Linked DNA regions of Homo sapiens: region 1 is linked to region 2. Evidence: read pairs that join two places in POLR2A ChIA-PET (ENCODE). Cell type or tissue: PC-3. All regions are shown on one strand. Links, peaks and the distances in the headings refer to the core of each region. The heading gives the core; the rest is flanking DNA.

Region 1 (5,369 bases), core at 187-5,186, 280 kb after region 2:
CACCTGGTTGAGATATTGGTTGTCAGGTTTCTCTCCTGTCAAGTGACTTTTCCCTCTTTCCACACTGTGCACTTGGGAAGGAAGGCACCGTGTGCAGCCCACACCTGAAGAGTGGGGAGTCATGTTCTGCCTTTTTTAGGGTGAATTATCAACGTAAATTATTTAGATTGCTTATGCATAGGAGATTTGTTTCTCCTCCCCCACTTATTAATTTATTCAGCCATTTATAGAAGTCGAGACTCATAGCTGTTTATTTTATGCTTTGATGATCATTCAATACTTCTTCATTTTGTTGTACAAATTGTTCTAGCTTTGGCCATTGGAGCTTTTTCAGTTGTTTCCTGTGCTCTTTTGCCATACCTCATTGGTGTTTGGGGTTTTTGTTTGTTCGTTTCTTGTTTTTTAGTGCTTCTTTGCTTTCTGGCACTGTAAGACTCCAGGCTCATCTTGCATATTTCCTGCCCCAATCCTGGAATCAGTGATTTCTCCAAGGAGCTCTGATTCCTTTTATTGGAAAACCATATTAAAAACCAAAATATCGGATCGAGACCATCCTGGCTAACACGATGAAACCATGTCTCTAGTAAAAAAAAAAAAAAAAAAGAAAGAAATACAAAAAAATTAGCTGGGCGTGGTGGCAGGCGCCTGTACTCCCAGCTACTTGGGAGGCTGAGGCAGAAGAATGGCATGAACCCGGGAGGCGGAGCTTGCAATGAGCCGAGATTGTGCCACTGCACTCCAGCCTGGGCAAGAAAGCAAGACTCCGTCTCAAAAAAAAAAAAAAAAAAATCTGGCTGGGCATGGTGGCTTACACCCATTATCCCAACACTTTGGGAGGCCAAGGCAGAAGGGTCTCTTGAGTTCAGGAGTTCAAGACCAGCCTGGGCAAACCTCATCTCTATATATTTTGTATAAAACAAAACAAAAAAACAAGATCTGGGCACTATGTGTGCCCATTGGTACTGAAGTATCCTTTCTTGCAGGCTCTTCCAGCTGACAGAGCAAAAAGCATACATGTTTTTATTTTCATTTTTTATATTTAATCTTTGATCCATTTGGAGCTTATGCTGACGTATTCTGAGATACAGATTCCGCTTAACCCTTTTGTCTCAGCATCATTTGTTAAATACTCCATTTTCCCCCACTGATTTGAGATGACACCTTTAAAACTTACTAAGTTTCCATCCAAAACAGAATCTACTTCTGTTTGGTCCACTGGGCTCCTTGACTATTCATGTAGCAGCTACCAAACTGTTTTAAGTGTGAAAACTTTATCATATGTTTTAATATCTAGTAGGAATTGTTCCTCTTTTGTTGGCTTTCTTTTTAAAAGTTTTGCTGGCTTGAAAAAAGGCATTACTTTGAAAAAAATAATTGTTCCTTTTTTTTTTTTTTTTTTTTTTGAGACAAGGTCTCCCTCTGTTGCCCAGGCTAGAGTGCAGTCGCAAAATCTTGGCTCACTACAACCTCCGCTGCCCAGGTTCAAGCAATTCTCCTGCCTCAGCTGACTGAGTAGCTGGGACTACAGATGCCTGCCACCATGCCCGGCTAATTTTTGCATTTTTAGTAGAGATGGGGTTTCACCATGTTGGCCAAGCTGGTCTGAAACTCCTGGCCTCAAGTGATCTGCCTGCCTCAGCCTCCCAAAGTGCTGGGATTACAGGCATGAGCCACCACACCCAGCCAAAAATTGTTTCTTTAATGCCTAAAAATGTTTGTATCCGCTTTTTGGTGGAGGAAAAATACTGCAGCAGCACCACTGATCTGACCACATGAGCATTATGTGAAGACACTTTATCCCAGGCCTCTTTGTTCACTGACAAACAGAGGTGGACTGAGAACCAGGAGCACCATGAGCCCAGTGTCAGGATCGGGGGGCTCTAAACATGGACAGCACAGCATTCCCCATCCTCCTAAAATGGTATCATGCAAAATAGGGCATTTATTTAAAAAAAAATTTTTTTTGGCCAGGAGCAGTGGCTCACGCCTGTAATCCCAGCACTTTGGGAGGCCAAGGTGGGCAGATCACAAGGCCAGGAGTTTGAGACCAGCCTGACCAACATGGTGAAGCCCCGTCTCTACTAAAAATACAAAAATTAGCTGGCGTGGTGGCAGGAGCCTGTAATCCCAGGTACTCAGGAGGTTGAGGCAGGAGAATCACTTGAACCTGGGAAGCAGAGGTTGCAGTGAGCTGAGATTGCACCACTGCACTCCAGCCTAGGCAACAGAGCAAGACCAAGACTCTGCCTCAAAAACAAACAAACACAAAAATTTTTTAAGTAGAAACAGTGCTTCACTTTGTTGCCCAGGCTGATCTTGAACTTCTGGGCCTCCCAAAGAAAATAGTGCATTTCTTTTTTTTTTTTTTTTTTTTTATTGAGACAGGGTCTCACTCCCGTTGCCCAGGGTAGAGTGCAGTGGTGCAATCACAGCTCAATGCAGCCTCGACTTCCCAGGCTCTAGTGATCCTCCCACCTCAGCCTCCCGAGTAGCTGGAACTACAGGCACACACCACCACACCTGGCTAATTTTTTGCACTTTTTATAGAGATGGGGCTTCACGTGTTGCCCAGGCTGGTCTTGAACTCCTGGGCTCAAGCGATCCTCCCACTTTGGCCTCCTAAAGTGCTGGAATGACAGGCATGAGCCACCATGCCCTGTGAAAATAGGGCATTTCTAAACTTGAGAGGGAATGATTTATCAGAAAGCTTTTTTTTTTTTTAAGAGAACAGAGAGAGGCGTGAAAAGCTCATTGTCAAACATCTTTTGTTATGGGACATTATTTTTGCAATCAGTATATGTTCTTGAACATCCTGGGGTGCTTTCTAGAAACTTACTACAATTTCCAAATTCTCACAGAAAATGAGCATTTCCTCTGTTTTGTGAGGGCAACCTGAGCTGGGAGAGGTCTGTGTCTTTTCTTTCCTCTCACTTCCCTGAAGCTGTGTGGGAAAGTGGAAAACAGCCACCACCCTGTCTGGAGAGCCAGTGTCTGGTGGGGTTGGCAGATACCCCGAACCTGAACAGCTCATTGTCCCCAGCAGCTCCTTGAGGCTCGAGCCCCTTCCGGGCTGCAGACCTCCACCCCTACAAATGCGAGAATGCCAAGGTGGCCTTTCAACTTTATTATCTGGGGGAAAAAATGCAGGAAGCACTCGTAATTTACTGGTGCAAGCAGGAGAGCTGCCTGGTGCCATAAGCAGCAATACTGCATGCAGGGCTGGCCTCGGGACGCTTTGTGTGTGTCAAGGGAAAAGCTTGCACAGGTCAGGAGCTGCTACCTGGGCGTCCATGAATGAAGGGGGGAAGTGGCTCTGTCCTGTCAGAGCTCTGGCAGTAAAACACCCCTGCCAGGCAGCCCAGGGAGCTGACTCCGGTCTGTTTCTAAGGACAAGAGAGACCTAACAGGAAAGGAGACGTCTTTCCTGGGCTGGGCCAGGAAGGAGCAGCTCAAAACATCCAGATGGTCCCTGTACTGATGGCTGCCCTTGTGACCGCCACAGCCTAACCAAGACCCAGAAGGGATTCGTGATCTTGTGGCTAAGTCCCGTTCCGTTTTGCAACTAAACTCCTCACTCCAGCTTTTGGGTGCCTCTTTCACCCAGAACTAGTGGGATATTTTGGGCAGGGTGCTTTTCTGCAGCCGTCCCTGGTTTTCCTTGCTTTTTATTTTGAATGCGGGACCCCTGATGGCTTTGTCAAGCCTTCTACTTAAGGCACTGAAACTCAGGCAGCTCAGCCCCCTGGCAGCTGAGCATTTAGTGGTTGTGACTTTTACACAGGTTCTTGACCCACCCTGACTCTTGTCAGCCTGATGGGTCCTTTTCATGTGGGGCCCAGATAGGCCCTGTCACCCCCAGCAAAGAGCAGCTCCAGGAGACCTGACTCCATGGGGCGGGTGGGTGGGCCAGGGCTTTGTAACCAGACCTGGAGGGTGCAGGAGGGTTTCAGACGCTTCAGCAGCTGATGTCTGGAGATCAATTAGAGATAATGGCTTTGGGTGGACTGGAAGAAGCATGGCCAAGCTTTTTCCTGGTCATGATTGTGTTTACCTCATTATCGGGCTTTTTTTTTTTTTTTTTTTTTGAGGGTAGGAGGGCACAGTATTGCTTTGTGAATTTGTGCTGTCTGCTTTGTTTTGCTCGGGGTGACTGGGTGTGGATCCCGGCAGGCGGGTAGCTCCCCGACCCCTATTCAGACTGAGAGGCACACAGCACAGCTGCTGCTCACGGCCGACCAGACCCTTGTCCTCCCTGCAACACAGCATTATGTAGTTTTAAAGAAATTTCCTAGGCCAGGTGTGGTGGTTCATGCCTGTAATCCCAGCACTTTTTGGGAGGCTGAGGCGGGTGGATCACCTGAGGTCAGTTCGAGACCAGCCCGGCCAACATGATGAAACCCTGTCTCTACTAAAAATACAAAAAATTAGCCAGCTGTGGTGGCAGGCACCTGTAGTTCCAGCTACTCGGGAGGCTGAGGCAGAAGAATCACTTGAACCTGGGAGGCAGAGGTTGCAGTGAGCTGAGATCATGCCACTGTACTCCAGCTTGGGCAACAAGAGTGAAACTCTCTCAAAAAAAAAAAAGAAAGAAAGAAATTTCTTCCTTCCTTCACTCAAAAATCATTTCCGAGGTTCCTACTACATGCTGGAGGTCATTCCAAGCACGGAAGATACCACAGTGAATGAGACAGATAAGGTACCCATCCCTAGGAGCTCACAGGCCTGGAGATGATAAACAAGGCAATATAAAAAAATATGCAAAAGGAGGAAATTTGGGGTAGATAATTAAAATAGAGTAAGATGACAGACTGTGCCTCAGGGCAAGAAGGCCTCTCTGAAGAGGCAGCATCCGAGCCAAGGCCTGAATGGTGAGAAGTGGCCAGCCCTGCAGAGATGAAGTGGGAGGGCTTTCCAGGCACAGGAGACAGCACATGCAAAGACCCTGGGGTAGGAACAGCAGTGGGGCTCAGATAGAGGAGTAAGGGGGAGCTATGCCTGGGAGCCGTCTTCAAAGGCAGCTCTCCCAGGGCCTGCCAGCCGGGTGCACATGTGTTGTGATGTGAAGCCTAGTGGTGATCTTTCTCTGCCAGAGGGAAGCAGGGCAGGGACCTGGGCCTGTCTCAGGTCGAAAGTGGAGATGAGCACCTGAGAGGGAGTCCAGCGACTCTGGTTCTAGGTGTGCCTCTGCCCCACGAGTCATCTAACTTCTTTTATTGGGGTGCAGTGATATGATCACAGCTCACTGCAGCCTTGACCTCCTGAGCTCAAGCAATTCTCCCACCTCAGCCTCCTGAGTAGCTGGGACCACAGGTGCTCAACACCGCGCCCAGCTAATGTTTGTATTTTTTGTAGGGATGGGGTCTCGCCAT
Region 2 (5,369 bases), core at 314-5,313:
AACAACCTGTATCTCCCCCTAGGGAGACTGGGGAGCTCACCTTCTAGAAAAAGAAAACTGACATCCAGACTAGGTTATTCTCCAAGGTCATATAGCCCATCTAAGAGGTAGGGCCAGGATTAGATAGAGAACGAGTAAAAAACTTCAGGGCATAAATCCCCGCTGAAACCGAGTTTTCCAAGTCACTTGCCTTTGCTTTTTGTTCCACCTTTGGTTGGCAAAAATATTATAAAAGCCTAGGCATAATGAGACCTCCAGGCCCCCATCCCTGAACCACAAACAGCTCCAGGTCACTCACACCACACCCTTGTGTCCTGGAACCGTGCCTGGGAAAAGCTTCCCCAATAAGCTGCTGCCATATGCACCGGGCCTCCCTGCCTCGGGCTCCATCGTGGAGACATACCAGCCCCTGCCAGACAACCCGTGCTAGCCTCGCAGTTTATCTTCTATCTGTCCATCCATCCATCCATCCATCCATCCATCCATCCATCTATCTTAGAGACAGGGTCTCACTTGGTCACCCAGGCTGGAGTGCAGTGGCGTGATCACGGCTCCCTGTAGGCTTCAACTCCCAGGGCTTCAGTGATCCTCCAGCTGGGCCCACAGGTGTGTGCCACCAGGTGTGGCTAATTTTTTGTAGAAACAGAGTCTGGCTATGTTGCCCAGGCTGGCCTCAAACTCCTGGCCTCAAGGGATCCTCCCACCTCAGCATCTCAAACCAGGGTACCTTCTAGAAGCCACACCTTGTATTGCGGGCTCCAAGCTGCACTGGCGCCACTGGCATCGCCCACCAGGGGGCACCGTGAGCTCAGTCTGATGAGCCCAGTGGCGCCCCCAGGCAGAGGTGCAATCTGTGGTGAGAGCTCCCAATTCCAGACCCTGCACCTGCCCATGGCATGGGGCAACTGGACCTCTGCTGCTACTCCCTGTGTGGCCCAGGAGCCACGCAGGCTACAGTACCATGAACTGAGAGCTGCTTGGAAGAACTGTTGGAAGTGGGAGCTGGCTGGAGAAATCTCCACCACTAAGCTAGATGTCCTGAAGCAGGGTTTTCATTTTTTTTTTTTTTGAGACAGAGTCTCCCTCTGTCGCCAGGCTGCAGTGCAGTGGTGCGACCTCCGCCAGGCTGGAATGCAATGGCACGATCTCAGCTCACCGCAACCTCTGCCTCCCAGGTTCAAGCGATTCTCCTGCCTCAGCCTCCTGAGTAGCTGGGATTACAGGCATGCGCCACCACGCCCAGCTGATTTTTGTATTTTTAGTAGAGACAGGTTTCACCATGTTGGCCAGGATGGTCTCGATGTCTTGTCCTCGTGATCTGCCCACCTCAGCCTACCAAAGTGCTGGGATTACAGGCGTGAGCCACCACACCCGGCCTGAAGCGGGATTTTCACAAGACATTTTAACACACACAAGTCATGCCTAGGTGATTAATATGCATGTTAAAGCAGCATTGTTCAGATTATAAACATGTGCGCTGATACATAACACATAGGCTTTCTGTGCTTCACATGATCCAGAGTGTGTATCAGCACCTGTTAAGGAATTTCCCCTACCAAGGACAAGGGACGTGCCTGAATCAGACCAATCAGCTGCTTCTCAGCCCTTTTTCTCCCAAGCCCTGACCCGGAAGAACAGGCTGGCTGACCTATGGCCAGTTCCTATGAGACAAAGCAGTCAGAATCCCAGGAAAGCTGCTGCGGTGTCGGTTCAGAATAATCATTAATTTCAAGCGTTTCACCTCAGGCCAAATCAGTGAACTAAGTAACCTAGTGGGCCTGGCATAGAGTGGGAGGTGGGGCTACCTGGTGTACCTGGTGTCTCCAGGAGGGTCCACCTCCCCAAAGTGCTCTGGGGGGAGGACACACAGGGTTTGTTTGTGGCCAGGAGCTGGTAGCAGACCAGAGGCCTGGAGTGAAGGATGTGACCTCCTTCGCCTTCATCCAGGGCCTGGGGTTCTAATGTGTGCTGGGTTTCGCAGGCAACATTGAACCCCATTCCTCAGACAGGCCCTAACTGGGTCAACAAGAAGCCAGACAGGAGTCTCACCTCCTAGACAGACCCAGGCTGACAATGATTAACCACCCTGGGCCTTCCCCCAGGGCCTCAGCAGTGCCAACTGGCCACCAGCCTACCCAACGTGTGGGCAGCACACCTTCCAAAACCCATATCTCAACATTCAGGAAAAGCCTCAAGCCCCTAGAACAAGACCTGTGGGTACTGGAGAGACAGTCCAGGAAGAAAACCCACAATAAATGGCACTAGCTACCTGGGTGTCCCCCAGGAGCAAGCTGAGCACTTATATATGCTTTCTTCTCGTTGCATAATTCAATGTGATTTCATTTAAAATTCCTTCTGTTTTTATCACGACCCTACGTTTGTAGTGAAATTAACTACCCTCATTGCCTTATAGCCACAGCTGTGTAGACAGCGCACACCAACTTCAGAACCTGCACCCATGACTAAAGATGCCCAGCTCAGTTCCTCCCCCACCCCGCTTCAGTCTACACGCAGGCCAAGACAATCTAGCCTCGAGGCATGTGCTGCTGTGTTCTCTCAGCCTGGAAGCCCTCCCCAACTCCCTACACCTCCTGCTTCCTTTCTCAGACCTCAAAACCCACAGCTCAAAATCCAGGAATAAAAGCTTCTCTCCTAGGCCTTTCTTCCCACATATATAAATATATAAAAATCCCCCCAATAAGGTCATCTTTTTTTCAGTGTTACTATGTGTCAGGCACTGTTTTGGCTTTACTTATCTTAACTCATTTAACCTTTAAATGTGGTAAGTACTGTTATTCCTGTTTTGCAGATGGAGAAACCAAGACAGAGACTGACATACTACCTCCTTGATCAATATATAGGGAAAGTAAATAACATACAAATTTAACTACATGTTCTTAGAATCAGGACAAGAGAAATTAAATTAGCATCAGGTGTGTACCAGTGGATACAAATCTCCCCCACCTCTTTTCTATGTATCTCACTGACTTCATGATTCAAGGCTGGCATTTCCAGATAACATGGCCCCCATCACAAGCCAACTGCTTTATCTAATATGACCTATCCAGAGTGGCAGACATGCTGGATTTAGAACTGCATCATCCCACACTGCCACTGTAACATTAAGTAGCTAACAGTTCCCAGGGCCCTACTTACTGTAGGCTGAACACTGTCTACCACCATGGATTTTTTTTTTTTTTTCTTTTTTTAAGATCAAGTCTCTGTCACCTGGGCTGGAGTGCAGTGGCGCGATCTCGGCTCACTGCAACCTCCACCTCCCGGGTTCAAGCGATTCTCCTGCCTCAGCCTCCCGAGTAGCTGGGATTACAGACTTGCACCACCATGCCTGGCTAATTTTTGTATTTTTAGAAGAGACGTGGTTTCACCATGTTGGCCAGGCTGGTCTCAAACTCCTGACCTCAGGTGATCTACTCGCCTTGGCCTGGGATTACAGGCGTGAGCCACTGCACCCAGCCTGTCTGCCACCTCCTTTAACCCCCACCCCATCCTGGGGCAGGTCTTATTATCCCCCTGCCTTCAACAGACTCAGATGAGTTAAGTCACCCAGAGAAGTGGCAGTGCCAAATCTCATGCCCAGGCAATCCAGGGCACGTGCCTGGAATTGCCGTAACTGAGACAAGACAGACAAGAATTACAGAAGTTATGAACAATGAATGCATCACCCATCCCAGGGATGAAGGGAGCTTCGTGGCTGGGACATGATATACCAGCTGAGCGTTTCCCTTCACAGGAGGTGGCTGCCTAACCTTGTGATGAGAGGTGAACTCTGACCCTTTCCCAGAGGCTGGGGTCCAGCGTGTGATTCAGAGTGGGCAGCAGTGCTGGGTGGGCCCACCCACAAGCTTCTCCCCGAGGGGCCTTCCTCATTAGTGCAGCAGGGTGCCTGTGCCCCGACTGAACCAGGTCAGATGTACTCAAATGCAATGTGGCAGACAGAGGGGTAGGTGGCAACCCCCAATTAGACTCAGAGGAGGCTCAGGGACTCGCCCCAACCCAGCAGTAATGCTGAGAACTGATGTCACTCACTTCCTCCAGGCTGATACCAGCAGCAGAGCTGTTTCAGAGCACTTCGTAAATGTTAATTGCATTAATTAAACCTCACAATGCAGGAAGGGGGGTCACTTTGGTATCTGCCCCAACCCCTGGGGTGCAGTAAAAAATTAAAAACTAAAATCCTACATTCAGTGGAGAGTATTGATTTAAAGAAAAAATAAATAAAAATTCCACCTCCACAGCCTATGTTAGAGAAATCTAGGGCCAGGTGCAGTGGCTCAAGCCTGTAATCCCAGCACTTCGGGAGGCTGAGGCAGGTGGACCACCCGAGGTCAGGAGTTCAAGACCAGCCTGGCCAACATGGTGAAACCCCATCTCTACTAAAAATAAAAAAATTAGGCCAGGCGCGGTGGCTCACGCTTGTAATCCCAGCACTTTGGGAGGCTGAAGCGGGTTGATCACTTGAGGCCAGGAGTTCGAGACCAGCCTGACCAACATGGTGTAACCAGTCTCTACTAAAAATACAAAAAAAAATTAGCCGGTCGTGGTGGTGGGCGCATGTAATCCCAGCTACTCAGGAGGCTGGGCAGGATAATCACTTGAACCCGGGAGGCGGGGGTTGCAGTGAGGTTGAGATCGTGCCACTGTACTCCAGCCTGGGCGACAAGGGGGAGACTCCATCTCAAAATAGAAAAGAAAAAAGACAAGACAAGACAAGACAAGACATGGGAGACCCCAAAAAGACGGGAGGATGGGAAGGAGCAAGGGTTGAAAAATCACCTATCAGGTACAACGTTCACTCTTTCGGTAATGGATACACCAGAAGCCCAATCCCCACCAGTAAGTAATAAACCCATGCAACAAACAAGCACATGTACTTCTTGAATCTAAAAAAAAAAAAAAAAAAAAAAGGCCAGGCGCGGTGGCTCAGGTCTGTAATCCCAGCACTTTGGGAGGCCGACGTGGGCAGATCACGAGGTCAGGAGCTCGAGACCATCCTGGCTAACATGATGAAACCCCGTCTCTACTAAAAACACAAAAAATTAGCCGGGCATGGTGGTGAGCACCTGTAGTCCCAGCTACTCCGGAGGCTGAGGCAGGAGAATGGTGTGAACCTGGGAGGCAGAGCTTGCAGTGAGCGGAGATAGCACCACTGCACTCCAGCCTAGGTGACAGAGCGAGACTCCGTCTCAAAAAAAAAAGAAAAAAAAGACACCATAAAACAATGCAGTAAGTAAGCCCAGGGAGGGACACCACACCTAGGTGAAGTAGAGAGCGGGAAGGATCCAGGCAGCAGGGACAGCACATCCAAAGGAAAGGGGGCCAGACTCAGGCTGTCCACACTGGCGGCGGCA

The links. ChIA-PET counts read pairs that join two places held together with the same protein. Peaks named below come from ENCODE experiments on the same cell type or tissue, not always from the same donor. Only the 100,000 strongest peaks of a DNase experiment are listed, where the experiment ranks them.
Region 1: POLR2A ChIA-PET joins it to region 2 with 24 read pairs; 4 of 35 experiments call an interaction of 5 or more read pairs at or near these places.

Annotation. Positions count from the first base shown.
Region 1 is chr20:32,495,773-32,501,141 of GRCh38, reverse strand. The region is part of intron 4 of NOL4L (nucleolar protein 4 like); the gene reads left to right. Among named protein-coding and RNA genes, the nearest start is that of NOL4L-AS1, 63 kb to the left of the region's middle. RefSeq lists an enhancer at 3,681-4,197. In PC-3, for the core only: no CTCF peak of the experiment used is centred there; no DNase peak of the experiment used is centred there.
Region 2 is chr20:32,774,065-32,779,433 of GRCh38, reverse strand. All of the region lies in intron 1 of DNMT3B (DNA methyltransferase 3 beta), which reads right to left. Among named protein-coding and RNA genes, the nearest start is that of DNMT3B, 14 kb to the right of the region's middle. RefSeq lists enhancers at 1-372, 879-1,008, 874-1,375, 1,411-1,959, 3,607-4,312 and 1 more. In PC-3, for the core only: CTCF peaks have their summits at 605 (motif pointing right) and 810 (motif pointing right); DNase peaks (open chromatin) are centred at 803 and 2,523; H3K27ac peaks cover 286 bases.